2 separate regions of the Homo sapiens genome follow, and region 2 is linked to region 1. A link is an interaction called in ENCODE POLR2A ChIA-PET data of the cell type or tissue named here. Cell type or tissue: IMR-90. All regions are shown on one strand.

Region 1 (2,500 bases):
TCCCAGCTCCTCCCGCTCCTTTCTTTTCCTTTTTCAGCACCTAGAGATTTAGAGGATGGGGAGTGGAGTAGGTAGCCTCTCAAAGTCTCTTGGGTCTTTCATTTTCTAATCGATGTATGACTAAGCATCCTACCAGCTGAGTCTTGTAGATTTCAAATACTGTTTCTTAATCACATGAGAAGAAAGCTCATTGCTTTCATACTCTGATCACAATCTCTTTGTTTCACAGTAGATTTCGCTCAGATACCAGGATGCCTTCCCCTGTGGCTGTCTCGGAACACAGGTCCTGGATTTTCTAAGGTCTATTTCACTGAACAAGCTCACCAACATTCAATTTTTTTTTTATTCTCTGAAAAAATTTTTAATTAAAAAAAAAGTGAAAATATGTAAATCACATCCATACACTCTGAATGCAGCCTGCTATTCTGAGCGGCTAAGCCAAGTAGAAAATATCTTAGGGAACAAAGGCTCACGGTCACTAAGTCCTGTTGGCCACCTTTATTGAATCAAAGACATACACAGTCTTGTCGTAGCCAGCCTGTTTCTCCCCTGGGTTGGTACATAGCCCTCAGACCCTTGGTTAGTCTGTCCATGATTATTACTATTTTTTTTCCAGTTGGCAAAACAAATCTAATTGGAAAACTCATTGATGGAAGATGTTTTATGGTTAGAAAAGTCTTTTTTGTTTTTTAAGGATGGAGGTTAGCCGCCCTTGTCAGGAGGCCTTGTATTTTAATGACTTCGGCTCACCCAGACACACGCTGACTGGGGGAGAAACTGTTCAAAAGAGCCAGCAGTCCACCTCAGTGATTGTGTGGGGTTCTTTTCCACTCACTTCAGAAGCAGCCCCGTTACCTTTTATTGTCTCACAGAATAACCATAGCAACGGTGCATAATTAGCTAGAGCTCCTGGTAAATCGGTTTTATTATTGTATTTGAGAGGCCGACTTTTGCTGTTTCTGCACAGTGGCAACACTTTCATAGATGTTTTATTTTCTTCTTTGATAACTTTAGCACTTACACAAGTGAAAGATTACTCAGAGGAAGTATTTTGCCAAGAATGAATGAAACAAAAGTGTTTTCTCCTAATGGCAGAGGGAACCCAACCAGCCCATAATGATTTAGTTTTCTTCTCTAGTGAAACTAGGTGGTATGTGGGGGAAGCCGTGGAGGTGGCCTGTTACCCTGAGTAACTGTCCCATGAACTGGCTGGAAACATGAACAGCTTTACGCTTCGGTACATTTTTTGTTTTCAGGCTTCCTTGTGGCTGTTTTCTTGTTTTTCTCTTCTTTACTATGGACCGTGTGTTTTCAAGTCCTAAAGTGTCTTTCACCTCTGCCTCTGCCAGCAGCCAGGGGAAGCAGTCTCAGCACAGTGAAATGTGCTGTGTGTTGATGTCATCAGAAGTCATCCACCTCAGTGAAAACAGCTGCCAGTGCATTTTAGGAGGCAAGATAGTAGGGAATTGGGAAGCAAAAATAGTGCCTACCATAGACTTTAGGCTTTATCTGATTATCACAGAAAAAGCCACATGCCCTCACTCAGCAAACACTTACTGAACAGCAGCCAAATACTAGCCACATTGTTTGCTGTGGGGAACACATGTAAAATTGGGTACACAGTCCCTAATATCCTCACCTTTATGGGGTTCCCCTGATGGGGAGAAACTTACTTGCCCCTTACCTCTACCACTGCCCTCCTCTTACTGAGTGGATGTGTCAGGGCCACAGGAGTCCCAAAGAAGGACCCTTAAGCTTGCCGAGGGCAGAGACAGTAGAATAGAATAACTTTCACAGAAATGAAACAGTGTGTCCAAAGACAGAGAAGCATGGGGCCCTGAGCCAGGCAAGTATGACCAGGCCCTGCAACTGATGCCGTCTGAGCAGAGCACGGGGCAGGCTTCTGGCCAGGTTATGTAGGTCTAGCCTGGGGAGTGGGGATGTCATCTTGAAGGCAGTAGGTTGCTGGAAAATTACAAGCAAGGGCATATGATCATGTAGAGTCTTATAATAAGAGGGCTTTTAGAGAGCTTTCTTCCAGTGGTACTGTGGGAAATAGGTTGGAGGTACAGCATTTATTGCAGTGCTTTGCAGAGGTGAGGGCCTGCCCCATAGGGTAAGGATCAAGAAGAAAGGCTGAAGGGCTTCAAGGTACATGCAGGAGGAATCCTGGACACGGTGGGGAAATGTCTACAGTGCCTTTAGGTTTCTGGCCAATGTAACTGGGTGCATGGGCATGGTGGTGCCTTTTATGGAATGTAGGAAGGACAGCAATGAAGAAGGAAGGCTTTCAGTTCAATTTAGGACAGGTTGATTTGAAGGGCCTCTGAGACAGGGACTTTGTGATGCCTGCTGGGGAAATGCACTTACAGGCCTGAGCTGGAGCAGATGTGAGCATCTCCTGCAGACACTGAAGCCAGGGGTGTGGGCACAAAGGCCCAGGGAACAGGAGTGGAGAGGAGAAGGCCCAGTGCCAAACCTTAGGGCATCGTAGTTGAGC
Region 2 (2,500 bases), 330 kb before region 1:
TCTCATTGTATTTCTGTACTGTACTATGTTAATGTCCTAAATATTATATTCTGGTTAACTACTTTTTTTGCTTGTTAATACTGGTTAACTGTTTCTCTTATTTAACTCTTTCACTGAGTTTTTAGTTTAATAATGATATATTTCTTTTCTAGGAGTTCACCTCTCCTTCAGGTTGGACTGGACATTCCAAATATTTTATTTTTCTTTGCTTGTCTTAGCAATTCCGTCTTTTATTTCTTTAAACATTTCTTATTCCTTGACGACAGAATAAGACAACTCAATATTAGTGGTCCTGCTTGAGGGGCTGGTCTGAACAATTTGTTCATTATTTGCGCTATCTCTCTGCAGTGTTGGCTTTCTTCCCGGTATGCACAGTGATCTTTGCTTGTATGCGTAGACTTGATGTTAATTTGTGGAATAATTCTGGATCTAAATGTATGATTCTTTTCTCCCAAGAGGATTGGAGTTATTTCTGCCTGGAACCAGGAAACTCCATTAACTTCACACTATCAGTAGTCTAGACTCAAGGTGGGAGTCTCAAGCTCACTGCAGTCTTTTATTTGACTGGACGTTTTCCCCATTTTTTCTCTGTCCTTTTTGTACTCATATTTGCCTTTATCTTTTTATGTGGCACTTTCACTGCAGAATTATTTTTCTTTCAAAACTTGCTATATGATGGTTGTTGTTGAGAATTCTAAAACAGAAAGCAGTGCTGTAAAATCGTAGGTATTTGGTGTATAAAAATGCAAAAGGGAAAATAGTTTTGTTTTAAAATAAAGATTTAAGGAGTACATTTTTAGAAAGAAGCAGCAAAAAAGCTATCATGTCAAACATTATGATTAACTATAAGCAAAATGTACTGCATACGGATCTATTCTCATTGTGTAAAGATCCAGGGAAATCCTCAGTCTATATTAAAGTGTAGACCAGAACTTTCAATTTAGTTATTAGAAGGCACTGTTTTCTTTTATGGAGAAAAGACTATACACTATGGTGTGAAATGGATTGAATTTTGAAATCTTTAAAGAACTAACCAAATTTTATGTTATTTTTTCTCCATGCGTGTTACCTTTGAAACTTCAAGGGCTTGTTCCAGCTGTATGAATTTGTGGCAGTATTTTACATTAGCCTAGCTTTAAGTTGCCAGCACAGTAGTGGAGTTTGGTGGATGGTCTTTTCTTTAAAGACAAAGTCTTCTAATGTGGGCTTGGATAAGAGTCCTAAAACGGGATGATACAAGTCAAATGAGGAAAGGCATAAATTTGTCTGTTGTTTTCCCTTTGACACAGGGTCTCACTCGGTTACCCAGGCTAGAGTGCAGTAGCGCCATCATTGCTCCCTGCAGCCGTGACCTCCTGGGCTCAAACCATTCCCCCACGTCAACTTTCCTAGTAGCTGGGACTACAGGCGCTTGCCACCACACCTGGCCAGTTTTTTTTTTTTTTTTTTTTTCTGGTAGAGATAGGGTCCCACTGTGTTACCCAGGCTGGTTTTAAAGTCTCAGACTCAAGCAATCCTCCCGCCTCGGCCTCCCAAAATGCTGGGATTACAGGTGTGAGCCACCACGCCTGGCCAAATTTGTCTTTTTAAAATTCTTAAAAATGAGTGTTTTTTACTTAAAATTTTAAAGTGTTTTTACACTTAAAAATTAAGACATGTGGCTGGGCATGGTGGCTCGTGCCTATAATCTCAGCACTTTTGGAGGCCGAGGCAGGAGGATCACTTGAGGTCAGGAGACCAGCCTGGCCAACATGGTGAAACCCTGTCTCTACTAAAACAAATAAAAATTAGCTGGGTGTGGTGGCATGTGCCTGTAATCCCAGCTACTCAGGAGACTGAGGTCAGGAGAATCGCTTGAACCTGGGAGGTGGAGGTTGCAGTGAGCAGAGATCGCGTCACTGCACTGCAGCCTGGGTGACAGAGTGAGACTCCATCTCAAAAAAATAAAAAGCTTCACATTAATGGGTTAATGAGAAACACCATGTCACAATGCTGAAATATAAAAATGAGACCAATTCCAGTATTTATGAGGGGATTGTTTACAAAGAGCTATGATATACTGGACAGATGATACATTTGCTGTTGAGGAGACTAACTGTTCTGTTATAATTTCCTCTTTTTTTTTGGAGACAGGTCTCACTCTGTCACCCAGGCTGGAGTGCAGTGCCACAATCATGGCTCACTGCAGCCTTGACCTCCCAGGCTAAGGTGCTCTTTCTACCTCAGCCTCCTGAGTAGCTAGGGCTACAGGCGGGTGCCACCATGCCCAGCTAATTATTGTGTATTTTATAGAAATGGGGTTTTGCTATGTTGTCCTGGCTAGTCTTGAACTCCTGGGCTCAAGCTATCTGCCTGCCTTGGCCTCCTGAAATGCTAGGATTACAGGCACGAGCCACTGAACCTGGCCTTTGTTCTAATTTTCTCTTTTTCTTTTTTTTGTCTTTTTTTTGAGACAGAGTCTCACTCTGTCGCCCAGGCTGGAGTGCAGTGGTGGGATCTT

Evidence for each region. Peaks named below come from ENCODE experiments on the same cell type or tissue, not always from the same donor. Only the 100,000 strongest peaks of a DNase experiment are listed, where the experiment ranks them.
Region 2: POLR2A ChIA-PET joins it to region 1 with 10 read pairs; 2 of 35 experiments call an interaction of 5 or more read pairs at or near these places.

Annotation. Positions count from the first base shown.
Region 1 is chr9:7,171,476-7,173,975 of GRCh38, forward strand. The region is part of intron 21 of KDM4C (lysine demethylase 4C); the gene reads left to right. Among named protein-coding and RNA genes, the nearest start is that of KDM4C, 410 kb to the left of the region's middle. In IMR-90, no CTCF peak of the experiment used is centred here; a DNase peak (open chromatin) is centred at 1,396.
Region 2 is chr9:6,837,966-6,840,465 of GRCh38, forward strand. All of the region lies in intron 4 of KDM4C (lysine demethylase 4C), which reads left to right. Among named protein-coding and RNA genes, the nearest start is that of KDM4C, 81 kb to the left of the region's middle. In IMR-90, no CTCF peak of the experiment used is centred here; no DNase peak of the experiment used is centred here.